Linked DNA regions of Mus musculus: regions 1 and 2 are each linked to region 3. The links are chromatin loops, found by intact Hi-C in ENCODE. Cell type or tissue: left cerebral cortex. All regions are shown on one strand. Links, peaks and the distances in the headings refer to the core of each region. The heading gives the core; the rest is flanking DNA. Region 1 has its middle 62 kb from the start of Gm32512. Region 2 has its middle 74 kb from the start of Gm22593. Region 3 has its middle 44 kb from the start of Gm32512.

What was found. A loop is a pair of places that touch in the nucleus more often than their neighbours do. Peaks named below come from ENCODE experiments on the same cell type or tissue, not always from the same donor. Only the 100,000 strongest peaks of a DNase experiment are listed, where the experiment ranks them.
Region 1: it touches region 3 in a loop (2.4-fold over the local background); 2 of 42 quality-filtered maps call a loop at or near these places.
Region 2: it touches region 3 in a loop (7-fold over the local background); 2 of 42 quality-filtered maps call a loop at or near these places.

Annotation. Positions count from the first base shown.
Region 1 is chr17:94,233,359-94,244,228 of GRCm38, reverse strand. No RefSeq gene overlaps it. Among named protein-coding and RNA genes, the nearest start is that of Gm32512, 62 kb to the right of the region's middle. In left cerebral cortex, for the core only: no CTCF peak of the experiment used is centred there; a DNase peak (open chromatin) is centred at 4,721.
Region 2 is chr17:94,249,013-94,259,882 of GRCm38, reverse strand. No RefSeq gene overlaps it. Among named protein-coding and RNA genes, the nearest start is that of Gm22593, 74 kb to the left of the region's middle. In left cerebral cortex, for the core only: no CTCF peak of the experiment used is centred there; DNase peaks (open chromatin) are centred at 3,446, 4,030 and 4,889; H3K27ac peaks cover 2,040 bases.
Region 3 is chr17:94,127,237-94,138,106 of GRCm38, reverse strand. No RefSeq gene overlaps it. Among named protein-coding and RNA genes, the nearest start is that of Gm32512, 44 kb to the left of the region's middle. In left cerebral cortex, for the core only: no CTCF peak of the experiment used is centred there; DNase peaks (open chromatin) are centred at 4,209, 4,684 and 5,548; H3K27ac peaks cover 279 bases.

The DNA of each region.
Region 1 (10,870 bases), core at 1,276-9,275, 110 kb before region 3:
TATTTATTATTTGTGCTTTGTCCTTCAGATAGCATATTTTCCCATTAGAATTGTGAATTTGAATATGTTAGAGTAGGAGGCTCTTTCAACTCTACAGGGGGATGAGCTGAATGAGTCCTGAGAAGTAAGCCAAGATTTTCCCTGAAAATAAGTTTGAGTTTATTGTAAGCATTTGAACAGATGGATGATGGAACCCCCCCAAAATATGGTCAGAAGAATTTTAGGTCTGGAACAGTTTCAATGTGGGTGGGTATAAATGCCCACCATAGCCATAAAAATAAATTCTAAGAAAAGCCCCGTGGAACATCTGAAGTTTGAGCACACTAGCTTCCTGTGGAATGTTCCAGGATAAAATGAAGCCCCACTGCTGGTATGTTCAACCCATGTTCAGCCAAGTATAAATTCACAGTGATTATTCTCTTCCTATGAACATTACCTCAGCTCCAGGCTTTGGACTTCTAATAACTTTTGGCAATATTTTCAATTACAGAATTACCAAAAATTTTAACATAAAGTATTTTTCTAAAAGAAAATGCTATTATTAATTTTAAGTCTGAGTCATATATATATATATTTAAGAAGCAACAATGCTAATGAAAAGTCTTGGAAATAACCCCACCACTTTAGCTTGATCTTTGAGTAGACCATGTAGAACTCATATTGTGTGTACATCTCACTGATTTTAAATTTAGGTAATTTCAGCACTCTAAAGATCCATTGTTTTTTCAAGGACTGAAATAATCTGTTTCTCTATCAAGAGGAGATTAACTCCCAAAGCACTTGCATTGAGAAGCTTATGTTGATCTTGCAACTATATGTTATTTAGTCTTCTAGGTATTAAATAAAAGCAAAACCTCTGGCATATAGACAAGCAACTATCCTGGTCTAGATAATAAACTAAATGGTAACACTATCCTCTTCTGGTATTTGGCTTTGTCGTCAATGCCAATGCCAATCCATACAAAGAATATGGACTATATTTCACAATGGCTATTGGTAAAATTGGTCACAGAACATGTAAAGACTACTTACCTGAGAACCTAAGACATTCAGTTTATGGATTAGAATTTACCACAATGAACTATTAACTGATTTCTTATTGGGCAGATGTGTGGCTCTTTAAAAAGAGTGACCTGTAGACACTGCTAAACCATGTTATAATACATGTAGAAAAATTTGAACTCATAGTTAGAATTCCTTAAATACTTATGAAAGAAAGAAAGCTGTGTCCAAGAGCTTTATGTAGATGGAGCTTTTAGAAAGTAGGGGGTCCACACAGCATGAGAAGCAGCCTTCTGATATAGTCATAGAGATGGCTGAGATTCTCAAAGGCCAGAGCAATTGACCTTGCTTTACACAGCTGGGATGAGTGACAGAATTCAAGGATCAACTTGAATCTGACTTTCCCTGACCTCTTTCAGCAACTTCTGGCTCTAGTTACTTTTCTCACATTAAGTCATTTTGCTGTATATGACGATAAGAGTCACAACCTTCTGTGAAGGTTTATTTACGAAAGTCCCTTTAAGACACAGAGGTATAAAATCACAGAGACTGAGCCAGACTGCAAATACCATGGTTCAGTTTTCTGATCCCAGCTAAGATAACTGTAACCGTCAATGTGCTAAGATGTGAGGCCATAGTTAGAATTAAATTATTTCTGTTGGGAAAGAAACTGCTTGTAGTTTCCTTGCTGAAGACCTTTAGGACTCCTACAGCCTAGGTAGAACTGGTTAGTCTTCCTTTGCATATTGACTACATCTTTAATGTATTTCTGTTATATTTATCTTCTCACATTAAAACATTTATTTGTTTACATGTTCATCTCTCATTCAAATGACTGAATTTTATAGTGGAACAAACCATTACTTGTTTGTTGTTGCTTTCTTAATGCCTCACATAGAACAGAATCTATATTGGGGTCCTCATGTTCAGTCTGATGGTTGGCTGTGAGCATCTAAATCTGTACATACTTAGAACTATATAACCACCACTTGCCTTATTCTACTAATATTCATTATCCCCACAGAAAAACCCTAAGCACACTGAAGAGTTACTCCTTATTTTCTTAATTTCCCAGCCTCTGGAAAAATGCCCATCATCTTTCTGTATCCATGATTTTGCCTAATCAGAATATTTTCAATTAATGGACCATACCATATGTGAGATCTTACATGTTATCTTTTGTTAATTACAGTATCTTTAAGGTTAGTTCACATGGTAGTATATACAACATTACTCTCAGCTCCATGGAAGAATAGTAGTCCCGTTTCTGTGATTGTGAGTGTTTATACACATTACATATATTACCTTTTGTTTATCTGCTTGATAAAAAAAATCTGCTTGATGGACTTTGAGTCTTCACTGTTTGCTTCTTGCAATGTATGCTGCTGTGAGTAGTTCATTATGCACATTTAAGAACCTATTTGAAAATCTTTCAGGTACATATCTAGGAGAATATCACTGAAATGAAACATGGTAGTTCTATGTTGTACTTTATGAGAAACAGATGGACTTCTTCCCATAGCAACTGGAGTTGTACATTCTGATTAGTGAAGGTTCTAACTATACCATGTCTTTGTCAATACTTATTTTGTTTTTAAAATTAATTATTCTTTGGCATTTTTGGATACATGAGAATAATATCCTCTGATTAAACTCATCCTTCTATTCTCATTTCCTTCCAAACTTCAGTATCACCTACTTTCTTTTCATCAAGTTTGCAGCCTGCTTTTCATGTCTTTTTTCTTTGTGACCTATTGATCTTACCCAGGGCCACTTGAGTGGGCATTGTTAGGAAACTATCAATAGCAACAGTAGCATGGCTAATTCTCCAGTGGTTATGATGGCACTGAAGACAGACTTTCCTCCAGCAGTTCTCCACTGTCATTAACTTCCTCCTGGCAGCTTGTGACTGTGACTAAATGTTAACTGGCTCAGTCTTATTAAGGTCCTAAGCATGCAGAGTTCAGGAGTGCTATAGATACGCCATGCTCAGAGGAGAGAATTTCATAACCGTTCTCCCCATTACACATTTTTTTTATTACTATGGCTCTGTAATATAACTCAGAATCAAGGTTCTAACAGTTTTCTTGTTTTTTTCAGAATTGCTTTTGGCTCTTTGAGGTCTTTTGTATTTCCATGTGAATTTCTTTTTCTGTGAAGAAGTGATTTGAGACCTTGATTGGGTTTTCATCAAATCTGTATATTGTATTTGGAAGGATAGATATTTCCTAATATTAATTATTCCCATCCTGGGTGCTGGATTTCTTTCTGTATTCTACTGTCATCTGCAATCTCTCTAGAAGTTTGAAATATTCATTGTAGCAGCATTTCACTTCCTTAGTTAAGTTTAGTCTAAGATATTTTGTTTTGTTTTGGGGCTGTCGTGAATGAGACTGTTTCCCTGATTTCCTTATGTTTGTTGTTGGTATATTCAAAGATTACTGGGTTTTGTTTGTTAATATTATAACCTTTGCTGAAAGTATTTATCAGCTCTAGGGGTGTTCTGGTAGATCCTTATGTTTAGAATCATGTCATCTGAGAATAGAGACACATTGACACTTTCCTATTTGTTTTTTTTTTTTTTTCTCTTGTCTTATTGCTTTAGCTAAGACTTCGAACACTACTGGGGGAAAGGACAACCTTGTCTTATTCTGATACCTGAACATCATACGCTGAGGCAGGGCTGGTTGACTCATCCCCCACTTCTGTTGTCTCTGGTATATGTTGTGAGTCTCTGAACACATCTTACCTGTGTCAGCTCTGGACTGTTCTTTGCTTCTGAATGCTCTCCCACCATGAGTTCTCAAGAATTGGTATATATATGTCATCTTAGTGGGTATAGCATGGGACCTTAATTTGGTTTTGATTTGCATTTGTCCAAAATTCATTGTTTTAAGTATCTTTTCACATGCTCATTAAAATTGTCTATTTAAGTCTTTTTTTTTTTTTTTTTTTTTTGCCAAATTTTAATTGGGTTGGTTTTCTATGTGTATTATGTCATCTGAGTAGAATACAACAATAACAAGTATATGGTTTGCATATAATTTTTCCATGCTGTGCCTTTTGATGTTTTAAACTATGATGAAACACACAGTATGTGCATATGTGTGCATGTGTGTCTCTCTCCTAGTGTACATGTGCTTATTGCTTGTTTCTTGCACTTTGATGTCATATTTGAAGCTTTATTACCAAGTCCAAGGCTATGAATATTTACACCTATGTTTTATTCTAAGAGCTTTATGATGTTAGCTCTTATCCATTTATATTTAGGAGTAGATTCATAAACTCTTCCTACAAGTGACTTGCTAAACTTTATCATTGCAATTCCTTTAAAGTCATATCTACTATTTTCCTATTTTTTTTTGCTTTAATTTAAATGGTAAATCTTCCTTTTTAAAATTTCCCCAAATGTTTAATAGTTTCAAATTATAGTTTATATTCCATCTTTAACAGGCTTATTTTAAATACAATTACTCTATAGAGTTTTTCATATAAGGTCAAAAAGGCAAAGGGAGAGCTTTGGATCTAGCGTAAGAACTTGGGCTAATTACATACTTGGAAGAGGGTAGCAGCATGATCTATCTGACTTATGTTCTGAAGGATTGCTTTGACTCTAGGCTGACATCAGAAGACTAGGTAACAGAGTATGGGAGATTACTGACATAATCCAGAAGCCAGATGGAAGCTACTAACAAGTTCAGTAGCTGTGAAAGTGGCAGGAGAGTACAAGCAGATGTACTCTCTGATGTGTGGACTATAGGCTGTGACAGAGAAAGAGAAGTTAGGTGCTAATTCCAGCAGATAGGAATAAAAGACCACCAACACAAGTGGCTAAATTGGAACAAGCTTTTTTGTTGTGTGCAGTAGAATATTCCTGCTCTAGCAGTCATCACCCCTGATGTGTGTTACAGAGATCAGCCCTGGACATTGGGGAAGATAAGGTTTTATAGCTTAGTAGTAGTAGAGTTCAAAATGGTGGATTTGGCAAGAATACAAATGGGAATCATAGAAGCAGAGCATAAGCATAACAACTTGGTCATAACAGCCTCCTGAAATACGACCTGGGTACAAGGTGGTCATAACAAGATTGTTATAACACCTTGAAACAAAGGCATGCTTGCCATGTCTTAGAACAGGCAGTACAGAGCCAAGCTTGGTACCTGATGTTACAAGTAGGGCATAGCCCAATTCTGAAGAAATGGAGATTTAAGTATAAACAGGAACAAACCTAGCTTGTCTTTTCTATAAGATGGCTTTCAAGCCCAAGAGGAAGGCAGGCTGTTTTCTCGTAGGCATAGGTCTCTTTGTACTTTTCAACTAGCTGTTATTGTTTTCTTAAAATCTAACATTTCTCTATCATATAAGTAGAGCAGAATCGTGTTACTTCAAATAAGCATATTCTGGAACTGGAAGCCAATGAATTGAGTTCTAAAATGTTTCCTATTTAAATATATCTATAAATTTTTTGTCCTAGTACTTGCTTAGAAGTGTGGCTCCTTTGAGTTCTTTGAAGAAAGTCAGGACTCTTCTGCTGCTGGAGATGTGCTGCTTGCTACAGCTCACCATTGGCAGCAGATGTGCTAACAGGGTGTCTTGGAATTGCCCTAGCAGCTTCTGCCAAGGAAATAATTACCTGAAAAGATGTATAGGGGAGAATTCTCAGCAATTGCCACAATGTAGAGAGGGGACTTCCATTTTTCTTTTGTTTTATTCTATTACAAAGGTATAAAGTTTCTATTCTTTAAAACACTGGAATTCTCCCACCTGGAAACATGATTTTAAGGCCAGCGTTTGTTTATTGTGGTGTAATGTCTTGGTAAAGGAAGAATCAAGAGACTAAAACTAAGGCACTACTGGCAGATATAATGATTGCTACATCTTCAATACTGACTTCATGTCTCCGAAAGCCTTTTCCTGTTGTTGGTTGCAGTTGTTAGCTGAGTGAGATTGTAAACATGGTAGTGAGTAGCCTTCCATCTTCATGGATGCAGTAACCACCCTATTCATGTGAATTCAATGAACATTGTGCTGTCACCTATGGCTCTTAGAGTCTGTCCTCCAGCATCCAGCTGCTGCTTCTTTCTCAGGGTTAGAAAGGAGCAAGGAAGGAGACTGTTGTCAGAGAGTTGCTAATTGTAAAGAGATGGTAAATAGTCTACAAAAATATCCCCATCTTAAACTCCCTGCCCTGGCTCTTCCCTAAGTGAGCCTCTGCTTTTCTCACTTTGTGCTTCTGTGGAATCATGCTTGGTTGTCTTCGAGCTGTTCAGCTACATTGCATTTTGATCCATGGGGGCACCTTTCTGAGACCCCAAAATAGCTAAAGTGAAAATTCTTGGGTAGAACCTGACATCTAAATTTTCAAAGCTTCCTAGGGGATTCTACAACCCTGTCAAGTTTGATAACCCCTGTACTTCATTCTTCTGACTCTAGCCAGGCACACTAGACAAAATTCATGTCAGCAAGCTGTGTGTGCTTGTGGATTAGTTTCCATCACATCCCTGTGAAATCCTCAGAAGCAGAGCCTGGCTGTGTGGAATGAGAAGGGAAGTGCTATGCAAGTATAGAACTCTCATCATTAGACTTTCAGCAGACTTTTGACATGTATGGGTTTTACAAAAAGTAAAAGTTTCTTTATATGTCACTTAGCCAAGCTACACATTAATTATTGGAGCTGAATTCTGCATGCTAGCACAATGAAGGCTTTAAAAAAACACCTTATTTTCACAAATGCTGTTTTGGTTATGAAACTCAACGATATCATTCAGAACCCCAAAATCAACTTTTGTGGCTATTTTAAGGAAGACCAATTAGTATAAAACAAGTAATTAAACTTGATTTTGCTTAATTGCCAGTGTAATGTGTCTGGTTCTCATCTTTGAAATGACTAGAGGCTGAAACTACATTTTTCACATTGGCATTTTAGTGTTTATAAAATTATAAAGAAAAATGTAATTAGACTGAATGATAGAATTAAAAAATTGAAGACCAGTGTGAGCATAAATTTGACAAGAGTTTCTCTATTTTGTAATTCATTCTTTGATGTGTGTTTATGAGTGTGGTGGTAGGCATGTACATCAGAAGTCAAAGTTGCTTCCAATATGTGTTCCCTCCTTACCTTGGAGAAACAGTTTCTTTCATGTTTCTACCTTGTAGTGTACTTCAGGTTAGCTGGCCCCAGACCTCCCATTTTGATAGAGGAGTGCTGGAGTTACATACCTACATACACACACACACACACACACACACACACACACACACACACACACTTGCATCTCGTTTTTTCCAGGGATTCCAGGGATTAAATCAGCTCTTACACAGCCCATGTTTTATCTCTGCCATTGTTCTGGGCCTTATATTGTATTTAGTGACATACATTTGAGGTTTGGAAGACAACCTAAGTTTATGTTCTTACTATGTTTCCTTGGATAATTTATTACTTCTTCATGTTGATTTGTTTTTGATATGCCAATCAGAGTTAATAACAATTCCTTATAGTGATTACTTTGAAGATGAAATGAGATAGTTAAATGAAAATACTTGCAATACTGCAAAATGCCAGAACAATGTTGTCATGCAGAAGATGAGCCACATTAATGGTGTGACTTTGCTTTTCTGTAATTTTGGTAAATGTGACTGGAGACACTTTAGGGACATGTTGTTTGATTTATTTTTTGTATTTATATCCTCACTGTAGAACGCAGAGCTTGGACACCAGCATTTCAGTAGACGTCATCCTGACAGTTTTGGCTAGCACTGCTCTTTGTGAAAGCAAGGTAATGAGCTGGGAGCAGAGTTCCTCGTGTATATGACCCTGACTATACTCTAGGGCTTAAAAATCTACATTTCCCTCATTAACATGAGACTCTAAACTCTTCAGTTAATAGGCTCAGACACAAATTTATCCATATAGAAAGCTACTCTTTTTTTTTTTTTTTTTTGTCTTAGGCTCCGAACATTTCTAATTTAAGTGCTAAACTAAATAGTCATTTGAGAAAAACAACTGTGTCTTATTAACAGAGGGCCTAGCAGTTAATGTGTCTCACCACCCCAAAGCATAAGTTGCTCTTTTATAATAAATCAGTACTTGGGCATTGCATTACTAATCTTAGTGATTGACAGTGTCTGATTCTTTCTAAGACTCTCGTGTTCTCTAGCTTCTGGGGAATACTGAGGAACAAAAATGATACTAGGTCATGATCACCTTGGCTGTTCATTTCAGGTTTGCTACTTGAAAGCAGAAGTGGGGGCAGGCAGGATACCAAGCTGATTCATGCATGTCTGGGTGTGTATGAGGATAGAAGTGGAAGCTTCAGAGGCCAGTTTATTAAATGGGGAATTAGGACTCTTGTCTCCAATTTATCAACAATCTGTTTATCAAATTAATAACAAGAAGTTTCAGGAGAAGTTAAGTCACCCCAAACAAAGACAACTGAGGAAATGTGAGTTTAGATTAAGAATAGTTTATAGGTTCTTTGAGGGAATGGGAACCTACTTGCTTTCCTTAGTCTGGGCATGCTATTGACTAAACTGTGCCTTCAGGAGATATTTGAAGCCCCAGCCTCCAATATACAAGTGTTTAGAAATGGGCCTTTAAGGAAATAATTATCACTAAATCATGTAGAAATAATAGAATCCTAACTGATTATGTACCAGAGTCTATATAGAGAAGAAGAGACCTTAGGAATTTCTTACACACACACACACACACACACACACACACACACACACACACACACACTCATCATGGAGGACCTGTCCAAAAGTTGAGGGGAGAGACCTCATCAGAAACCAGCCTGTGTTACACCATGGACTCAGGCAGTTTAAGAACTAGCAGAAAACAGTATCTATTATTTATTAGTGTGGGACATTGGACCCACCAATTATATACATAATGACACAGAAACTTTTTAATACTTTTTAGCTTAGGTCTATTAGCCAAGGCAGTCTCCCAGCTGCTCTAATCCAACTAATCCTGCCATGTGGTCAGCTCTCACTCTCTGCTCTGATATGGTCTGTCCATTCACCTCTGTGATCCCTGGTGAATCTCTCATATCTGCCGTTTCTCCCAGCATTTCTCTCTCTGCCCAGAAGTGCTGTCTCCACTTCCTGCCCAGCTATTGGTCATTAGCTCTTCATTACAACCAATCAGATACAATTCTAGATTGCCCTAGGCAAGTGAGGATGAGCACATATTTACAAAATTTGAGTTGACCGGCCATAGAAATAACAATAGCAAGATCCTGCCAGTATATAGCTCTCTGTGGGTACAAAATTAACAACTGACTTTACAGAGGTGCACCCTCACACAATGTATTCCAACAGTTCATGTCTTGCCACCCAATATGTGGCAGTTTTTAGGGGAAGCAGCTCTAGGAACAGTATGATTTTGTGCATGAATCTTAGAAGAGAAAAAAAATGTTTAATGTAAAATAAAAGAGCTGACATTTATCAGCTGTCACTGTAATGAAATACCTGAGTGGAGCCAATCTAAGAAGGTTTACTTTAGCTTCCAGTTTTAGTTTCAGGGCCCCATTGTTTTGGACGTTTACTAGTAAAGCCCATCACAGTGGAACATAGGGGAAAGAAAACTTTTGCATCTTATGGTCCTGCAGGATGTAGAACTCTGGTCCAAATCTGCACTACAAGGAAATGCCCCAGTGACTTAATTTCTTCTAATAGGCCCTACTCTGATTTTTTCATCTTCCAACAGTTTCACAGCCTGGTGACCCTTAAACCATGGAACATTTCTAGGTCGTGGCACAGCCAGATTGCAAAGGTTCTTAATCAATGTTATCAGAGACTGGAGCTTTAAAATGTGGCTGTGAAAATTACTCTTTCTAGTGAGAACAACTTCAGGACCCAGGAAGAGCCAAGTGGCTACAGTGAGCAGAAGGCAAGTGGTGAGTGTCAGAGGTCAGTGAATGATAGGTGAACTGGGAAGCAGCAAGAATAACTATGGATTCCTGTCTCAGTACGGCAGTACAGCCGAGCTTAGGAGGGCACATCTGAAGATGCAACTTGAACATAATTAGGATCACCAGGATGACTGTCAAGAATAAGAAACCCAATCTTACACAATGTAGTACTACTCAGCTATTAAAAGCAATGAATTTATGAAATTCTTGGGCAAATGGATGTATCTGGAGGATATCATCCTTAGTGAGGTAACCCAATCACAAAAGAAGTCACTTGTTATTCACTCATTGATAAGTGGATATTAGCCCAGAAACTTAGAATACCCAAGATACAATTTGCAAAACACAAGAAAATCAAAAAGAAGGAAGACCAATGTGTGGATACTTCACTCCTCTTTAGAATAGGGAACAAAATACCCATGGAAGGAGTTACAGAGACAAAGTTTAGAGCTAAGACGAAAGGATGGGCCTTCCAGAGACTGCCCCACCCGGAGATCCATCCCATAATCAGCCACCAAACCCAGACACTATTGCATATGCCAGCAAGATTTTGCTGAAAGGACCCTGATATAGCTGTATCGTGTGAGGCTATGCCAGTGCCTGGCAAATACAGACATGGATGCTCACAGTCATTGATTGGATGGAACACAGGGCCCCCAATGGAGGATATAGAGAAAGTACTCAAGAGCTGAAGGGGTCTGCAACCCTATAGGTGGAACAACAATATGAACTAACCAGTACCCCTAGAGCTCGTGTCTCTAGCTGCATATGTTGCAGAAGATGGCCCCGTGGGCCATCATTAGGAAGAGAGGCCCCTAGGTCTTGCAAACGTTATATGCCCCAGTACAGGGGAACTCCAGGGCCAAGAAGTGGGAGTGGGTGAGTAGGGTTAGGGAAGAGGGAACTTTTGGGATAGTATTTGAAATATAAATAAAGAAATCTGTACTGGC
Region 2 (10,870 bases), core at 1,722-9,721, 120 kb before region 3:
GCAAGGGCACCCACATTTGCAAAAGAAACTTTACTAAAACTCAAAACACATATTGAACATCACACAGTAATAGTGGGGGACTTCAACACCCCACTCTCACCAACAAACAGATCATGGAAACAGAAACCAAACAGAGAAACTGTGAAACTAACAAAAGTTATGAACCAAAAGCATTTAACAGATATCTACACAACATTTCACTCCAAAACAAAAGTTTATACCTTCTTCTCAGAACCTCATGGTTCCTTCTCCAAAACCAACCATATAATCAGAAACAAAAACAAGCCTCAAAAGATACAAGAAGATTTGAAATAAGTCCATGCATTTGATCAGATTACCAAGGATTACAGCTGGTCTTCAATAACAACGAAAACAACAGAAAGCCCACCTACTCATGGAAACTGAGCAACTCTCTGCTCAATGATAACTTGGTCAGGGAAGAAATAAAGAAAGAAAATAAAGACTTTCTAGAATTTAATGAAAATGAAGACACAGCATACCTGAACTTATGGGACACAATGAAAGCAGTGCTAATTGGAAAATTCATAGCATTAAGTGCCTTCATGAAGAAATTGGAGAGATCCTACACTAGCAACTTAACAGCGCATCTGAAAGCTCTAAAACAAAAAGAGGCAAACATACCCAAGAGGAATAGATGGCAGGAAATAATCAAACTCAGAGCTGAAATCAACCTATTAGAAACAATGAGAACTATACAAAGAATCAACAAAACTAAGAGCTGGTTCTTCTAGAAAATCAACAAGATAGATTAAACCCTTAGCCAAACTAACTAATGGGCACAGAGATAGTAACAAAATCAGAAATGAAAAGGGAAACATAATGAGAGAAACAGAGGAAATTTTTTAAAAAATCATATCTTACTACAAAAGCATAGACTTAAGAAAATTAGAAAATCTAGATGAAATGGATGATTTTCTAGAAAGATACCTAACATACCAAACTTAAATCGAGATCAGGTAAACTATCTAAACAGTCCATAACCCCGAAGGAAATAGAAGCAGTCATTGAAAGTCTCCAAACCAAAATAAACCCAGGGTCAGATGGTTTTAGTGCAGAACTCTATCAGACCTTCAAAAGAGACCTAATGCTAATACTCCTCAAACTATTCCACAAAATAGAAACAGAAGGATCACTACCTAATTCATTCTATGAAGCCATAGTTACACTGATACCTAAACCATAGAAATACCCAACAAAATACTTCAAACCAATTTCAGTTATGAATATATATGCAAAAATACTCAATAAAATTCTCACAAACTGAATCCAAAAATTTATCAAAATGATCATTTACCGTGATCAAGTAGGTTTCATCCCAGGGATGTAGGGATGGCTCAATATACAAAAATCCATTAATGTAACCCACCATATATACAAACTCAAAGAAAAGAATCACATAATCATCTCATTAGATGCTGAAAAAGCCTTTGACACAGTATAACACACCTTTATGTTAAAAGTCTTGGAGAAATCAGGAATTCAAGGCACATACCTAAACATAAATAAAAGCAAAACACAGCAAACCAATAGCCAACATCAAATTAAATGGAAACTTGAAGCAATCTCACTAAAATCAGGGACAAGATAAGGCTCGACATTCTCTCCCTATTTACTCATTATAGTACTTGAAGTTCTAGCAAGAGTAATTAAACAACAAAAGGAGGTAATAGGGATACAAATTGAAAAGGAAGAAATCCAGGTATCATGATTTGCAGATATGATTTTATACATAAGTGACACCAAAGCTGATAAACAACTTCAGCAAAGTAGCTTGATATAAAATTAACTCAAAATCAGTAGCCTTCCTCTATACAAAGGATAAATGTGCTGAGAAAGAAATTAGGGAAACAACATCCTTCACAATAGGCACAAATAATAATAAAAAAAAAAATAACTAACCAAGCAAGTGGAAGATCTGTATGGCAAGAACTTCAAGGAAAGAAATAGAAGACCTCAGAAGATGTAAAGCTCTCCCATGCTCATGGATTGGTAGGATTAACATAGGAAAAATGGGCATCTTACCAGAAACAATCTAGACATTCAGTGATATCAACATCAAAATGCCAACACAATTCTTCACAGAGATAGAAAGAGCAATTCTAAAGTTTACATGGAATCACAAAACAAACAAACAAACAAACAAGAAACAAAAACAGCAACAACAACAACAAAAAAACCCAACCAAACAAAAAAACAGGATAGCAAAAGCAATTTCCAAAAGTAAAAGAGATTCTGGGGGGAAATCACTGTTCTTGACCTCAAGCTGTACTATATAGCAATAGTGATAAAACCATATAGTATTGATACAGAGACAGATAGGTACATCAATGGAATGAATTGAAGACCCAGAAATAAACTCACACCCTTTTGGGACTTGATATTTAATAAAGAATTCAAAAACATACGGTGGAAAAAGCATCTTCAACAAATGGTGATGGTCTAACTGGTGATCTGCATGTAGAAGAATGCAAATTGATCAATTTTTATCTCCTTGTACAAAGCTCAAGCCCAAGTAGATCAAGGACCTTCACATAAAACCAGATACACTGAATGTTACAGAAGAGATAGTGCGAAATATCCTTGAACACATTGCCACAGGGAAAAATTTCCTCAACAGAATATCAATGACTCAGGCTCTAAGATCAACATTTGACAAATAGAACCTCATAAAACTGAAAAGCTTCTGTAAGGTAAAGTGTACTATCAATAGGACAAAATGGCAACCTATAGATTCGGAAAAGATCTATATAGCCCTACATCCAATAGAGTGTTAATATCTAAAATATACAAAGAAATCAAGAAGTTAAACTCTAGAAAACCAAATAATCCAATTTAAAAAGGGGGAATACAGGGCTAAACATAGAATTATCAACTGAAGAATCTTGAATGTCCCAGAAACACCTAAAGATATGTTCAACATCCTTGATCATCAGTGGAATATAAATCAAAACAACTCTATGATTCCACCTTACACCAATCAGAATAGCTAATATCAAACACTTGGGTAACAGCAGATGCTGGCAGGATATGGAAAAAGAGGAACACTCCTCCATTGCTGATGTGATTGCAAGCTGGTACAACCACTTTGGAAGTCAATCTAGCAGTTCCTCAGAAAATTGGTAGTTCTACCTGAATACCCAGCTATACCACTCCTGAGTATGTACCCAAAAGGTGCTACAACATGTAATAAGGACACATGCCCCACTATGTTCATAGCAGCCTTATTTATAATAGGCAGAACCTGGAAACAACCCAGATGTCCCTCAACACAAGAATGGATACAGGAAATGCATATACAATGGAATACTACTTAGCTTTTAAAAATGATGACTTCATAAATTTTTTAGGCAAATGGATGGAACTAGAAAATATCATCCCGAGTGAAGTAGCCCAGACCCATAGTGACATACATGGTATGTACTCACTGATAAGTGAATATTAAGAAAAAAAAATCTCAGAATACCTATGATACAATTCCACAGACCATATGAAGCTTAATAATAAGAAGGGCCAAATTGTGGATGCTTATATCCTAGTTAAAATGTCGAACAAAATAATCATGGGAGGCAGATGGAGAGAGAGTCTTGGGTGGGAAAGGGGAGTGGGAGGAGAAAAAAAGGGGGCAGGATCAGGTATGGTGGGAGATAGGAGAAAAGTCCAGAGGTCTAGAAGAATAAATAAAACTATGCAGCAGTGTGTGGTGGGGAACGTGAGGAACCACTAAAAAATCTCAGTCACCAGGGATGCAAGCAGCTCCTAGGACCCAATGGAGATGACATTAGCTAAAATGCCCAGTATCAGGTAGATAGAACCAGAAGAGACCACCTCCTATAGATAGACATGGCCTCCAGTTGAAGGATGGGGCTACCTATCCATCTCACAATTTTTAACCCAGAACTGTTCTCTAAATGAAATGTAGGGACAAAAATTGGAGCAGAGACTGAAGGAAAGACCATCTGGAGAATGTTCCATGTTGGGATCCATCCCACCCACAGACACCAAACCTGGACACTATTGCTGATGACAAGATGTGCTTGCAGACAGGAGCCTGGCTTAGCTGTACTGAGAAGCTCTGCCAGAACCTGACTAAGACAGATACAGATACTCACAGCCAACCATTGGGCTGAGCCTGGGGACCCCAGTGGAAGGGTTAGGGGAAGGACTGAAGGAGCTGAAGGAGATTGCAACCCCACAGGAAGAACAACAGTATCAACTAAATGGAGCCCTTAGAGCTCCCAAGACTAACGAACCAACAAGCATACATGTGTGGGTCTGTGACTCCTGCTACATAAGTAGCAGAGGAATGCCTTATCTGGCCTCAATGGGAGAGGATGCATTTGGCCCTGTGGAGGTGTGATGCCCCAGAGAAGAGGGATGCGAGAGGGATGAGGTGGGAGTGAATGGAAAGGTAGGGGAGCACCCTCTTAGAGGGAAAAGGGAAGGAGGATTGGATGGGGAATTCATGGAGTGGGGCTCGGGTGGGAGACAACATTTGAAATATAAATAAATAAAAAATATTTTTACGAAAGAGAAAACAATAAAAACTGAGCAGACATTATACACCTCCCTCAAGAGATTTTAAATTTTTGATTTAGAGGAAATACACTGTTCAATGAAAAAATGGTGACAAGCAAGGATTTGCTGTCTGTTTTGTGTGCAATTACGCCATTCAGCTTCCAGAAGTGTTACGTCTGGATGACATAATGGTTTGAAGTGATTTAATGAATGGACAAGCATAAAAAGTGATGTCACTGAGAAATTAGCTTCTAAATCAATTGAGGAGGCTGAAGTTAGTACAGACACAAGTATATTTGGTAGGTGTTTCAGAGAGAAAGAGGGATTCAGTCTCCATCTGGCGTGGGTGGGTATTCACTTCCCTCAGGAGATCTCAGCAATACTCTGTGGGCACAGATCTCATGATGTAAATTTTAGAATTGTTTCTAAAAGTTGGCACATAAAACCAACACTTTAGCCTTAGTCTGAAATAAAGTGAAGAATCACTTCTACTGAGCATAAGTAGCTACTTCAATATTTTTGAAGCAAGAAAAGCTGAGCAGATTTGGAGATGGGATAGTCAAAGTGCTGGGGTTATTTTTGCCTAATAAATTAGGTTAGCATTTTTCTAATTATATTATCTCTCTCTGATATTATGACATCAGCCATGAAGTGTAGATCATGAGACATACCACTACATATCTTACATATTTTGTGGCCTGATAAGTTTTTCAAACAAATGCCATTCATTCAGTTGATCATGAAACTGATTTTCCAAAAGGCGACTTAAACCATATTAATTTATATGCTCACACCAGAATATATTTATTGGAGGGTTACAGGCCAGCCAAGTATTCTGCCATTGATGAATAACTCAGCAACCTCAAATAATCTCTTCCAGTTATTTTATGTTTAATTTAATCTCCAATGCAAATATTTTATAAGAAAATGCTGAAATTGTAAGATAGCTGCATATATTTTCATAAGTACTTTAAGTTACTGGTAGCTTTTGGGACTTTTATTTTTCATGGTTAATGTTGGAATGTAGTTGAAGCAGCTTCAATATAACCCTATACTTTAAATTGACTTATAGTTGCTATTTTCCAAAATAAAAATAAAAGTAGTATTTTTAATGAAGCTTGCAATTGTATTTGTAATATAAACTATTATAAATCAATGCACTGTGGATATTTTTAATCCATTAAATTTATGGCTTTTGGCTAGTAATAAATTAAATGATAACTTATATTAACTGCTACTAGGGGCTAAGTTACTTGATCTAGTTCATTTGTTCCTTCCATCATCTTTTCCAGACTTCACAGGTGAGTAAACAGAGACACAGAGATGTGAGGTAGTTTGAATGATGCCAGAAGTCAGTATGTGGCAGAGCTACAATGTATTCATAGGTGTTCTGACTTGAGTATGTGTTTATAACAAGCAGCTACCTTGTATCTCAAACAGTGGGTGGAATCTTGCATTTGTCCCCTAGTTCTTTTAACTGAGTTAGTATGCTAATTTTGAAATATTGACAGCTCATTTATTAAATGGTGACAATATTTTTATCTCTTGTGATGCAAACACTACCATTTACATTTAATGGCTGATTTGGAAGGCAACTTGTAAAAAGTGAATTTCTTTAAGTGCATATAAAGTTAAGTATAGGAGTAGGGTGAAGGACCATGAAGGAAGATGGTTTGCCCATAACAGCTTGTCATAAAGGAAGTGATTCAAAGTACTGTTTTTAGAGTTTTTGTAAAAGAGTTTTGCCTGTCTATAATGAGTGTTATGCAAACAAAACTAGACAGACCTATTCTGAAGAGCAAGTTGTTTGGTGAAGTTTTAAGGAGTATAGGTAAAATGACCATTTCTTCACAAATGTTTAAATGGAAGAGTAGAATTTTGATTCAAGGGAATTAAGGAATATCTCAGAAAAGGTCATCAAATTAGAACCACACCAAATTAAAATGTTTTTATCTGGGCTGACAAAATCCATTATAGGGAAGAGATAGCCTACAGAGTGGGAAAAATATTGACCAGCTATGCAACTGACAAAGGGTTAATATTCAGAATATATAAAGTACTAAAGATGTTGAACACTCAAGTCTATAATAATCTAACAAATAATCTAACAAATGAATGATGAGTTGGGCAGTTTTCAAAGACTAAGTACTACTAGTCTTTAACTATCAACCTATACTTGAGATTCCTAAAGTAGAAACCTTATCCCAGTCAGAATGTCTACCAGCAGACACAAATGCTGTTAAGAATGTAGAGGATCTTAGGCTACTGGTTTGCTGTATATTGCTTTTATTATGCTTAGGTATGGGCCTTGAATTCCTAATGTTTCCAAGACTTTTATCATGAATGAGTGTTGGATTTTGCCAAATGCTTTCTCAGCATCTAATGAGATGATCATGTAGTTTTTGTCTTTGAGTTTGTTTATATAGTGGATTACTTTGATGGATTTCTGCATATTAAACTATCCCTTCATCCCTGGGATGAAGCCTACTTGATCATGATGGATGACCATTTTGATGTGTTCTTGGATTCTGTTTGTAAGAATTTTATTGAGTATTTTTTGCATCGATATTCATAAGAAAAATTGGTCTGAAGTTCTCTTTCTTTGTTGGATCTGTATGTGGATCAGGTAGTTGTGGCTTCATAGAATAAATTGGGTAGAGTGCCTTCTGTTTCTATTTTGTGAAATAGGTTGAGGAGAATTGGAATTAGAATAAATGGAGAGAAACTTGAAGCAATCTCACTAAAATCAGGGACTAGACAAGGCTGCCCACTTTCCCCTACCTATTCAATATAGTACCTATTCAATATAGTTTTAGCCAGAGCAATTAGACAACAAAAGGAGATCAAGGGGATAGAAACTGGAAAGGAATAAGTCAAAATATGACTATTTTCAGATGATATGATACTATATATAAGTGACCCTAAAAATTCCACCAGAGAACTCCTAAACCTGATAAACAGCTTCAGTGAAGTAACTGGATATAAAATTAACTCAAACAAATCGGTGGCCTTTCTCTACACAAAGGATAAACAGGCTGAGAAAGAAATGAGGAAAACAACACCTTCCGCAATAGTCACAAATAACATAAAATGCCTTGGTATGACTCATACTAAGGAAGTGAAAGATCTGTATGATAAGAACTTCAAGTCTCTGAAGAAAGAAATCGAAGATCTCAGAAGATGGAAAGATCTCCCATAATCATGTATTGTCAGGATTAATAGAGTAAAAATGGCCATCTTGCCAAAAACAATCTACAGATTCAATGCAATCCCCATCAAAATTTCAACTCAATTCTTCACTGAGAAAGGGCAATTAGTTAATTCATCTGGACTAACAAAAAAACCTAGGATAGCTAAAACAATAAAAAAACCTCTGGCAAAATCACCATGCCTTACCTCAAGCTGTACTACAGAGCAATTTTGATAAAAACTGCATGGTACTGATACAGTGACAGACAGGTAGGTCAATGGAATAGAATTGAAGACCCAGAAATGAATCCATACACTTATGGTCACTTGATCTTTGACAAGGGAGCTAAAACCATCCAGTGGAAAAAAAGACAGCATTTTCTTTTTTTTTTTTAATATTTTTTATTACATATTTTCCTCAATTACATTTCCAATGCTATCCCAAAAGTCCCCCATAACCCCCCCCCCCACTTCCCTACCCACTCATTCCCATTTTTTTTGGCCCTGGCGTTCCCCTGTACTGGGGCATATACAGTTTGCGTGTCCAATGGGCCTCTCTTTCCAGTGATGGCCGACTAGGCCATCTTTTGATACATATGCAGCTAGAGTCCAGAGCTCCGGGGTACTGGTTAGTTCATAATGTTGTTCCACCTATAGGGTTGCAGATCCCTTTAGCTCCTTGGGTACTTTCTCTAGCTCCTCCATTGGGAGCCCTGTGATCCATCCAATAGCTGACTGTGAGCATCCACTTCTGTGTTTGCTAGGTCTCACAAGAGACAGCTACATCTGGGTCCTTTCGATAAAATCTTGCTAGTGTATGCAATGGTGTAAGCGTTTGGAAGCTGATTATGGGGTGGATCCCTGGATGGCAGTCTCTACATGGTCCATCCTTTCGTCTCAGCTCCAAACTTTGTCTCTGTAACTCCTTCCATGGGTGTTTTGTTCCCAATTCTAAGGAGGGGCATAGTGTCCATACTTCAGTATTCATTCTTCTTGAGTTTCATGTGTTTAGCAAATTGTATCTTATATCTTGGGTATCCTAGGTTTTGGAGTACTACTCAGCTATTAAAAAGAATGAATTTATGAAATTCCTAGCCAAATGGATGGACCTGGAGGGCATCATCCTGAGTGAGGTAACACATTCACAAAGGAACTCACACAATATGTACTCACTGATAAGTGGATATTAGCCCCAAACCTAGGATACCCAAAAGACAGCATTTTCAACAAATGGTGCTTGCACAACTGGCAGTTATCATGTAGAAGAATGCAAATTGATTCCATTCTTATCTCCTTGTACAAAGCTCAAGTCTAAGTGGATCAAGGAACTCCATATAAAACCAGAGACACTGACAATTATAGAAAAGAAAGTGGAGAAAAACCTCAACGTTATGGGCACAGGGGAAAAATTCCTGAACAGAATAGCAATGGCTTGTGTTGTAAGATTGATAATTGACAAATGGGACCTCATAAAATTGCAAAGCTTCTGTAAGGCAGAAGATACTGTCAATAAGACAAAAAGGCCACCAACAGATTGGGAAAGGATCTTTACCAATCCTAAATCTGATAAGGGACTAATATCCAATATTTATAAAGAACTCAAGGAGATGGACTCCAGAAAATCAAATAAACCTATTAAAAATTGGGGTACAGAGCTAAACAAAGAATCCTCAAGTGAGGAATATCAAATGGCTGAGAAGCACCTGAAAAAAATGTTCAGCATCCTTAGTCATCAGGGAAATGCAAATCAAAACAGCCCTGAGATTCCACCTCAAAGGAGTCTGAATGGCTAAGATAAAAAATTCAGGTGACAGCAGATGCTGATGAGGATGTGGAGAAAGAGGAACACTCTTCCATTGCTAGTAGGATTGCAAGCTGGTACAACCACTCTGGAAATCAGTCTGGTGGTTCCTCAGACAATTGGACTTAGTACTACCGAAAGATCCAGCAATACCTCTCCTGAGCATATACCCAGAAAATGTTCCAACCAGTAAGAAGGACACATGCTCCACTATATTCATAGTAGCCTTATTTATAATAGCCAGAAGCTGGAAAGAACCCAGATACCCCTCAACAGAGGAATGGATACAGAAAAAGTGGTTCATTTATACAATGGAGTACTACTCAACTATTAAAACCAATGAATTTATGAAATTCTTAGGCAAATGGATGGATCTGGAGGATATCATCCTGAGTGAGGTAAACAAATCACAAAAGAACACACATGATATACACTCACTGATAAGTGGATATTATCCTAGAAGTTTAGAATATGCAAGATGCGGCTTGTAAAACATGAAATTCAAGAAGAAGGAAGACCAAAGTGTGGATACTTTGTTCCTTCTTAGAATGGAGAACAAAATACCCATGGACGGAGTTACAGAGACAAAGTTTGGAGCTGAGACAGAAGGAAGGATCATCCAGAGACTGCCCTACCCAGGGATCCATCCCATAAACAACCACCAAACCCAGACACTATTGCATATGCCAGCAAGATTTTGCTGACAGGACCCTGATATAGCTATGTCTTGTGAGGCTATGCCAGTGCCTGCCAAATACAGAATTGGATGCCCAAAGTAATCTATTGGATGGAACACAGGGCCCCCAATGAAGGAGCTAGAGAAAGTACCCAAGAAGCTAAAGGGGTCTGTAACCCGATAGGAGGAACAACAATATGAACTAACCAGTACCCTCCCCCCCCCCCCGAAAGCTTGTGTCTTTAGTTGAATATGTAGCAGAGGATGGCCTTTTAGTCCATCAATGGGAGGAGAGGCCCTTGGTTTTGATAAGATCATATGCCCCAGTACAGGGGAATGCCAGGATGTGGGAGTGGGTGGGTTGGGGAGCATGGTGGGGGGAGGGTATAAGGGACTTTCAGGGAAGCATTTGAAATGTAAATGAAGAAAATATTTAAAAAAAAAAACAAAAAGAAAGAATGTAGAGGATCATGCCAGTGGGAACATATATTAGTGGAGCCACTATGTGTTTTGGGAAATATTTTAAAAAATGAACCTGCCAACACTCAGTGGGGCCAGGCCATGCTCCAGCACTCCAGCTGCTGCCAACAACTCTTTAGAGCTAGCCCCTGTACCAGGTGATCACACCCTCTTGCTTTCTCAGCCCAGCCAACTCCCTAGCCCTGTGA
Region 3 (10,870 bases), core at 1,987-9,986:
TTCATATATTAAACCATCCCTGCATCCCTGGAATAAAACCTACTTGGTCAGGATGGATGATTGCTTTAATGTGTTCTTGGATACGGTTAGCGAGAATTTTATTGAGGATTTTTGCATCGATATTCATAAGAGAAATTGGTCTGAAGTTCTCTATCTTTGTTGGGTCTTTCTGTGGTTTAGGTATCAGAGTAATAGTGGCTTCATAAAATGAGTTGGGTAGAGTACCTTCTACTTCTATTTTGTGAAATAGTTTGTGCAGAACTGGAATTAGATCTTCTTTGAAGGTCTGATAGAACTCTGCACTAAATCCATCTGGTCCTGGGCTTTTTTTGGTTGGGAGACTATTAATAACTGCTTCTATTTCTTTAGGTGATATGGGACTGTTTAGATGATCAACTTGATCCTGATTCAACTTTGGTACCTGGTATCTGTCCAGAAATTTGTCCATTTCATCCAGGTTTTCCAGTTTTGTTGAGTATAGCCTTTTGTAGAAGGATCTGATGGTGTTTTGGATTTCTTCAGGATCTGTTGTTATGTCTCCCTTTTCATTTCTGATTTTGTTAATTAGGATTTTGTCCCTGTGCCCTTTAGTGAGTCTAGCTAAGGGTTTATCTATCTTGTTGATTTTCTCAAAGAACCAACTCCTCGTTTGGTTAATTCTTTGAATAGTTCTTCTTGTTTCCACTTGGTTGATTTCACCCCTGAGTTTGATCATTTCCTGCCGTCTACTCCTCTTGGGTGAATTTGCTTCCTTTTTTTCTAGGGCTTTTAGATGTGTTGTCAAGCTGCTAGTATGTGCTCTCTCCCGTTTCTTCTTGGAGGCACTCAGAGCTATGAGTTTCCCTCTTAGAAATGCTTTCATTGTGTCCCATAGGTTTGGGTACGTTGTGGCTTCATTTTCATTAAACTCTAAAAAGTCTTTAATTTCTTTCTTTATTCCTTCCTTGACCAAGGTATCATTGAGAAGAGTGTTATTCAGTTTCCACGTGAATGTTGGCTTTCCATTATTTATGTTGTTATTGAAGATCAGTCTTAGGCCATGGTGGTCTGATAGGATACATGGGACAATTTCAATATTTTTGTATCTATTGAGGCCTGTTTTGTGACCAATTATATGGTCATTTTTGGAGAAGGTCCCGTGAGGTGCTGAGAAGAAGGTATATCCTTTTGTTTTAGGATAAAATGTTCTGTAGATATCAGTCAGGTCCATTTGTTTCATAACTTCTGTTAGTTTCACTGTGTCCCTGTTTAGTTTCTGTTTCCACGATCTGTCCTTTGAAGAAAGTGGTGTGTTGAAGTATCCCACTATTATTGTGTGAGGTGCAATGTATGCTTTGAGCTTTACTAAAGTGTCTCTAATGAATGTGGCTGCCCTTGCATTTGGTGCGTAGATATTCAGAATTGAGAGTTCCTCTTGGAGGATTTTACCTTTGATGAGTATGAAGTGTCCCTCCTTGTCTTTTTTGATAACTTTGGGTTGGAAGTCGATTTTATCCGATATTAAAATGGCTACTCCAGCTTGTTTCTTCAGTCCATTTGCTTGGAAAATTGTTTTCCAGCCTTTTACTCTGAGGTAGTGTCTGTCTTTTTCCCTGAGATGGGTTTCCTGTAAGCAGCAGAATGTTGGGTCCTGTTTGTGTAGCCAGTCTGTTAGTCTATGTCTTTTTATTGGGGAATTGAGTCCATTGATATTAAGAGATATTAAGGAAAAGTAATTGTTGCTTCCTTTTATTTTTGTTGTTAGAGTTGGCATTCTGTTCTTGTGGCTGTCTTCTTTTTGGTTTGTTGAGGGATTACTTTCTTGTTTGTTCTAGGGGGTGATTTCCGTCCTTGTATTGCTTCTTTTCTGTTATTATCCTTTGAAGGGCTGGATTCGTGGAAAGATATTGTGTGAATTTGTTTTTGTCGTGGAATACTTTGGTTTCTCCATCTATGGTAATTGAGAGTTTGGCCAGGTATAGTAGCCTGGGCTGGCATTTGTGTTCTCTTAGTGTCTGTATAACATCTGTCCAGGCTCTTCTGGCTTTCATAGTCTCTGGTGAAAAGTCTGGTGTAATTCTGATAGGCCTTCCTTTATATGTTACTTGACCTTTCTCCCTTACTGCTTTTAATATTCTATCTTTATTTAGTGCATTTGTTGTTCTGATTATTATGTGTTGGGAGGAATTTCTTTTCTGGTCCAGTCTATTTGGAGTTCTGTAGGCTTCTTGTATGATCATGGGCATCTCTTTTTTTATGTTTGGGAAGTTTTCTTCTATTATTTTGTTGAAGATATTAGCTGGCCCTTTAAGTTGAAAATCTTCATTCTTATCAATTCCTATTATCCGTAGGTTTGGTCTTCTCATTGTGTCCTGCATTACCTGGATGTTTTGAGTTAGGATCCTTTTGCATTTTGTATTTTCTTTGACTGTTGTGTCGATGTTCTCTATGGAATCTTCTGCACCTGAGATTCTCTCTTCCATTTCTTGTATTCTGTTGCTGATGCTCGCATCTATGGTTCCAGATCTCTTTCCTAGGGTTTCTATCTCCAGCGTTGCCTCGCTTTGGGTTTTCTTTATTGTGTCTACTTCCCCTTTTAGTTCTAGTATGGTTTTGTTCATTTCCATCACCTGTTTGGATGTGTTTTCCTGTTTTTCTTTAATGATTTCTACCTGTTTGGCTGTGTTTTCCTGCTTTTCTTTAAGGGCCTGTAACTCTTTAGCAGTGCTCTCCTGTAATTCTTTAAGTGACTTATGAAAGTCCTTCTTGATGTCCTCTATCATCATCATGAGAAATGTTTTTAAATCTGGGTCTAGATTTTCGGTTGTGTTGGGGTGCCCAGGACTAGGTGGGGTGGGAGTGCTGCGTTCTGATGATGGTGAGTGGTCTTGATTTCTGTTAGTAGGATTCTTACGTTTGCCTTTCGCCATCTGGTAATCTCTGAAGCTAGCTGTTTTAGTTGTCACTGTTAAGAGCTTGTTCTTCAGGTGACTCTGTTAGCCTCTATAAGCAGACCTGGAGGGTAGCACTCTCCTTGGTTTCAGTGGGCAGAGTATTCTCTGCAGGCAAGCTCTCTTCTTGCAGGGCAGGTACCCAGATATCTGGTGTTCGAACCAGACTCCTGGCAGAAGTTGTGTTCCACTCACTAGAGGTCTTAGGATCTTGTGTGGAATCCTGTGTGGGCCCTTGCGCGTGTTGGGCAAGACTCTGCTGGCAGGTAGCCCGGGGCTCGAGTGGAGTGGAAGGGGTTTGTGCCCCAGATCAAGCCCGGGTAGCCTGCTTCCCTATGTACCGCAGTCTCAGGTTCCGCGCGATTGGATTGGGGCAGGCGCTGTGTTCCACTCACCAGAGGTCTTAGGGTCCTGTGGGGAGTCCCGTGTGGGCCCTTGCGGGTGTTGGGCAAGACTCTGCTGGCAGGTAGCCCGGGGCTCGAGTCGAGCGGAAGGGCTAGTTGATGATTTTTTAAAGTATTATTATTCAGTACCTCTCTCCTGAATATATAGAATAATCTATTAAATTATTTGATGCCCATTTAATTTATGCTTACTACATACACTATATATGCTTACCACAAGTAGTTCTGTTTCTTACTGGTTCAATTCATAGGTGACTTTTTTTTTTTTTAAAGACGGGATACAAATCCATTTCTACTGAGACTATAGTGAAACAAGAACATTTAACATAGCTAATGAAAACTATGAAAGCTATGGTTTTCAGGGACCATAAAATATTATTCTTTCAGCCCTACTATTATATGAATAAGTTTTTCATTCTAAAGAATACTTTCTTAATATAAAATGCCACTGACTCCTTTTAACAAACCATGATGTGTGTCCCCATTAGTCACATGCTGTTGTAGACACTTGGTGTGTATCACTAGAGTTTCTAATAGGATGGATGGATGAATAATAAACAGTAATTATGAATGTGTAAACATTGGTGCTGTGGCAAACAATTAGACCTCAATAATAGAGTTAAGGAATTACAGTTTTTAAGATGTTGTTTACTGTGCATGTGTGTTTGGGTGTATATGATGTGTGCATTTATCACATATTTCAAGATCAGTGAACAACTTTGTGGTGTCATTTCTTTCCTTCAAACTTTAGATGTACTCCAGGGATTAAGCTCAAGCTAACGGGCTTGCACAGCACTCCCCTCTAAGTCTGAGCCAACTTGACTGCCCCAGATATTGCAGTTTTAAATGGAATTTTAGAAAAAAAAACTTAATTTAGGAAATCATCTATAATCACAGGCTTGAAGAGGAAAGGGTATCACATGGATGTTTGAGCAATTAGCAGTCCTAAGGAGGGAATTGCTTGGTAAATTACAGGAAGAGCTATAAGCAGATTGAATATGTGGAATTAAGAAGGACTATAGGTTTAAGAAAAAAAGTGAGGTGTCAGAAAAGTGGGAATTTAGACACCTAGGGTCAGCAATGTTGGCCTTCACAAGGAGTTTGGCTCCTAGGCTAAATGAAATTAGGATCCATTGCAAAGTTTAGAGAGAAAAAGAGTGTTATAGATTGGCTGGCATTGGAGAAGGATCACTCCTGTTACTTTGTTGAAAATAGCCCACAAGGAAGAGATGGCTTCCAGTTAGGAAACATAGTAGCCTGAACAGTGACAAATCAGAGCCTGAAACACACTTGGTTGAGATTTTTTTAGAAAACTAAATAGAGATTTGAGTAGGTAGTTGGATAGGAAAGTGTGGTACTTGCAGGAGAGCTATTTGGCTGCTGATCTAAATTTGGGCATTATTGGCATGTATTTGGCATTAAAAGCCCCAGATGAAATGAGATCATCAGTGAAGGAAGCATAAGCAGAGAGCTACAGACTGCCTCTCTCAGAAATACATTATGTCTTTGAGAGAAACCTTATATATGAAAATAACCATTCATATAAATTTGTCAAGAATGTTAATGTTGAAAAAATAATCTCTTATGCCAGTAAGATCATCCTTTCATGGAAAACAGGGAGGACAATGGAGGTAGACATAATTACAACAAAGTATTCAGTAAAAAAGAAAATTACCATTCAAAACTAGTTCATATAGTACAATAATGAAAAGGAACAACAAGAACAAAAACAAAAACAATAAAAAAAGGAACAGAGCTGTATCACTTCATGGGAGAGTAGAAGTAATTTGTAAAGTTAAAATTTAGTTCTTGATTTGTTGGAGTAATTTTAACTTATATATTTTATATATAAGGTTTCCTATGGCTAACAGTCATTCAATGCAGAATCTTTGTTTAGAACATGTTGTATAACATGTTTAAAAGAATTATCTAAATTATTTTAAATGCATATTTCTGTTTAATCATAGTCATCTTACAAGTATTTTAGAGGCCATGCCTAATGATGAATCCCTGAAATCTCAGCACTCTGGAAGCAGAGGAAAGCAGATCCAAAGGGTTCCAGGCTAGCCAGGGCAATATAATGAAACCCTGCCTCAAAACCATATGACATTCATTCCTGATAATAACTAGTTTCATAGATGAAGTAAGAGAAAAGAGATCACACACTTGACGTAAAGCCTGAGATGAATTAAACACACTGCTTGCTTATATAAATTTGACTGTAGACTAGAGTACCAAGCTGGACTGCTCAAGGACTCTGGCCTTGCACATGTACAAACTGGCTGTACAGTGAGAACCTCTTCAGGTCTTCAGCATCTCTTTAGGACAGTGAGTCATGGGAACTTAGGTCTCTGAAATCACGAAGGTGTGGGGTGGGGAGATCTTTGTTCCTTTTGTCAATGATTCATTTAACACTAATTCATGAAGTAAGAGAGAATTCAGATTTACTAATAAGTTTTAAAAATGATTGATAACTCTTGGGGCTTGCTTCTGTGATTATGTTCCTGGAAACTACTGGGAACTAAACTTTGATGAAATGTAAAGTTCAGCCACATATACATGGAGGTCTATGTGGTTGGCAGAAACAATTATTACCATGACTGCATGGGCAATGGATTCACAGGGACACCCTGGGAGACTTTGAGCTTCTTTGTTGGTCAAAGCCTTGTCATAGTAAGGCAACATGTGAAGACACTGTCGACAACTATATTAGTCACGGCTAGCCTGTACACACATATTCTGTGTGATATGGACATAAATGAATGTAGTAGCAACCCTGCCAATTTGGGGGAGAATGTGCTGAGCTCTCCTCAGAGGGATACATTGCAGGCCTACCTTCCTCCTTCAACTTCCTTGGATCCTCAGGCTATGTTTATATCTGTCATCCTGGATTTACAGACAGGAACCTAGCATAACTGTACTCTGAGAGCCTCTACCCAGTAGCTGATGGAAACAATTGCAGAGACCCATAGCCAAACATTAGACTGAGTGCAGGGAGTCTTAAGGAAGAGTTGAAGGGAGGATTGAGCAACCTAAAGAGGATAGGGATTCCACAGGGAGATTAACAGAGTCAGTTAACCTGGACCCTTGGGTGCTTTCAGAGATGGAACCACCAACCAAAGAGCATACATAGGCTGAAACTAGGCCTTCCCACACATATGTAGCAGATGTGCAGCTTGGTCTTCATGCAGGTCCTCCAACAACTGGAGCATGGGCTTATTCTGACTCTGTTGACTGCCTGTGGATCCTGTTTCCTCAAAGGCTATCTTGCTGACCTCAAAGGAAGAGGAGTTGCCTAGTCCTGGGGTAGCTTGAGGTACCAGGATAGGATGATGGGCAGAGGGAGAATTTCCCCATTCTCAGAGGTAAAGGTAAGTAGTGCAGAGGGAGGAGTCATCTGAGGTGTTGACTTGGGAGGGGTGGGGGGCAAGCAACCAGGATGTAAAGTGAATAAACAAATGAATGGAAAAGAGAAAAAAAACGGAACAACAATGATTGATAACAATAAAGAAATAGATTTTTTGAATAAAATAATTAAAATACCAGGACAGTTTCTACTTAGATTATGTTTTGTTCTTTAGTGTTTTCTAGCTTTCTATGCTCAAGATCTCTATAAAATTTAGAGTGCTTGGTATAAACTTAAAATGGTGGGCCCTAAAATACACTAATAGGAGAATATAATTGTATTTACTAAGTTACAATGTATAAAATCTACGGAAAATGGATTCAAACCCAGTTTCCTCTTAAAATATATAGTAAGTAGGAAAAAAGTGATGCTTTTGCAAAATGATCTAAATGCTTCTTTTTCTTTTTATCTTATACTTTTGAGACATGGATTCTTACAACTTAACGAAAATCAGTTTGTTTCTGAAAAGAAGAAAGGGAAGAATGCAGAGATGATTCTTAAAATGAATTTAGTTATTATTAAATATGGGTTTAGTAGAGTTTTTGAGAAAAATGACCAAATTCCCAAAATGATTTCTGATTTTCCCAGATGTCTGAATCTATGCTATTAAAATCTGTGGGAGATAGAAACTGGTCACATGGGGCAGGAACCTCTTGTAACAATCCTGAGAATGTTTTTTACTGGATGCTAGCCATGCCTGAAGACAGTTCTATTTACCATTTTACTGTTATTTCCTTTCCTAAAAAACACCTCTGCTAGAGTTGTGGATGGCAGCTGGACATCCTGACTGAGCAGCTCATCCTCAGATCTGTGTCTCACCACCACTTCTGCTATAGGTCTACTAAAATGTCCCATTTGCTACTCCATGTAGCCTAGATCTCTTCCTCTTGTCTCTGTTTCCCCTTCTATCTCTGTGCCTTTTTCTCTGTCTCTGTCTCTGTCTCTGTCTCTGTCTCTGTCTCTGTCTGTCTCTGTCTGTCTCTGTCTCTCTGTCTCTGTCTCTGTCTCTCTGTCTCTCTGTCTCTCTCTCTCTCTCTCTCTCTCTCTCTCTCTCTCTCTCTCTGTGTTGTGATGGTCCACAGTCTTTATTCTTTCAAGTTGCAAAGCAAGGACATGAAAGCCACTGGCTTGGGTAGATTTGGTGGCCATCCGGTTATCTGGAATACCCTTGGTTAAGCTGCCTAACATCTGAGAAAGGCTCCATTTCTCTCAAAAATACTTCAGGATTCCCATATCAACAACATATCTGTAAATCAGCTCATTTAACAGCATGGAAGACATTTGATATTATATGGCAGCAACTGTTTTAAAGGTTTATATATTGAGAATAACCCACCAGAGAGGAAAAGGAGGTCCTCCACTATTTCCATAGTATAGTGCAAATTTTATCACTTGATTGATATTTTACTGCTCTGATTTCATTATTTTAAATGCCAATATTTTGTTTGAATTTTATGTTTATTACAAGCTTGTCTGTTTAATCTGAAAAGACAAACAAAGAGAAAACATGTATTTGATACCCTTTGAGAATACTTAGGATAACATCATTCCATACATAGACCCTTAGAGAAGTGAAATCCACTTGCAGAGAGAGGTTGATATTTGTGAAACTTCCTCCTCTCTCCTTTTATTCTTTTTCTCTCTTTTTTTTTCATAAAAATCTGACTATAGTTTACTAATCACCAAATCTTCTGAGTCCTTCTCTTCCTCTCACATCTAGATCCAACGCCTTCTGTCTCTCGTTAAAAAAACAAAGAAACATCTAAAAATAATCATAAAATAATAAAGAAAGATAAAACAAGAACTAATAAATCAACTAAGATAAACTGTTCTTGTAATTTTTTTGTATTTTGTTTTTTGTTTTTTTGAGACGGGGTTTCTCTGTATAGTCCTGGTTGTCCTGGAACTCACTTTGTAGAACAGGCTGGCCTCGAACTCAGAAATCCGCCTGCCTCTGCCTCCCCAGTGCTGGGATTAAAGGCATGTACCACCATGCCTGGCTGTTCTTGTAATTTTTTGGATCGCTGTATATGAGAGAGCATGTCCATCTCTGAGTCTGTGTTTCTAGTGTCTTTTCTTTGATTATTTTTGTTTGTTTTGATAACCACATTTTAAAAGAGGGCTTTAATTAATTTTTTGAGACTTTCACACATGAAATTCTCTCGTCTTTGTCTCACTTTTCAAATCCATGACCACATCTTCCTTATTGTTACATATGTGTACACAGAGATAAGTGCAGCTATCACCTCTTGACATATACATTTGAGGAGTTGCTATAGATTGAAACTACCACTGAGATCCACAACTGGTCAAAATATACAGAATAAGTGACCAGGTGGTTCCCCCCCCCAAAAAAAATTGATACATATACAATGCAAACCCTACTCCTCAGTCTCAGGGAAAATCATGGAAGATGGATGAAAAGATTCTAAGGATCAGAGGACCAAGGGTACCTTCTACTAGGTAAAGCCTTCTAAACCGGATAGCTGTCCCTATAAAATCTCAGCATTGTGGTTGTCAATATATTACCAGTTTGTCTAGGCATCACCAGTTGACATAACAACCCAGATGTGGTGGAATGAGTTTCTAAGAGAGGAGAATTTACCAGATGAGCTCCTTGGTAACTCTCTATTTCAAAGTCATCAACTCCAATTACATGTCCATATGAAAAACACTAAATGGTATCAGTAGGTTGTACATGTATATGTATGCTTGTGTAACAACAGTTATTAAAGAAGAGGCCATAGATTTTAGAGGGAGTTGGAAGACATGGGAGGAATTGGACAGGGAGAGAGGACTGGAAACAATGTAAATACATTATTCATGTATGAAATTCCCAAGACATAAATATTTAAGTAAAAAGGAAAATCTTAAAAGCAACTAAAGTAATACTAAACTTAAAAATAGTGCAGTGAAATTAATGTGAAATGGTTATTTTTCACTGGCTCTGAGTTCTATCACCATATCTCAGCTGGTAGGAAAAAAAAACTCCCATAACCTCTCCTTTTACCTGAGTTCTTTGTGCCCCACTCACATAATAAATGAATAAATGAAGAGATAGATAGATTAGATAGATAGATGATAGATAGATAGATAGATAGATAGATAGATAGATAGATAGATAGATAGATTGATTGATTGATAGATAAAGACAAAATAGAACTAAGGACATTGGTAACTGTTACTATTTCTAGGACAGACACTAAAATAAATACAGAGCAATTTGGGGGGTGTCTTACCTTGCATGTTATTATGTTAAGTAGAGAAATTGATGCTGCTTCCCAACACAGCCTGGCAGCATGTTCGTAGAAAAAAGACAGTCTCTTGGTGCAAACTAGCTGGGATGTGACCGACAACTCTGATTTGTTCTAGAATCACAATCATAAAAAGACAGCTTTGATGAAAACAATATGAAGCTGTCATATAAACTTTAAGATTAAATTTGGTTAATTCAATAACTTGTGGTTTGAGTATGAATAAGTACAGATGTACAAAGGTGGAAGTCAGCCCTCTCCTCCTGTCCTACTTCTCTTATTGCTTCTGTCACTGCATTGCTATGTATGTGAGATTTGTCAGATTCTCCCATCATTACCTTCCATGTCCTTAACAAGTGTTAAGACTGCTGTTACAGAGGTAAGGCAGCACATCTGGATCCCGTACATGGGTTGGAAGGCTCCACTGCAGGGTTGTATGGAAAATACACTTACGTGCTGAGCCATCTCTCTGGTCTTATAATATAAACTTGATGCTCACAGTCAAGCAATCCTTGGATGGATCACTGGGCCCCCAATGGAGGAGCTAGAGAAAGTATCCAAGGAGCTAAAGAGATCTGCAACCCTATAGGTGGAACAACATTATGAACTAACCAGTACCCCCGAGCTCTTGACTCTAGCTGCATATGTATCAAAAGATGGCTTAGTTGGCCATCACTGGAAAGAGAGGCCCATTGGACTTGCACACTTTATATGCCCCAGTACAGGGGAACACCAGGGCCAAAAAGTGGGAGTGGGTGGGTAGGGGAGTGGGGGGAGCGTATGGGGGACTTTTGGGATAGCATTGGAAATGTAAATGAGGAAAATACCTAATTAAAAAGAAACTTGAAAAGGTGTTGCAAAGTACTTAAAAATTAT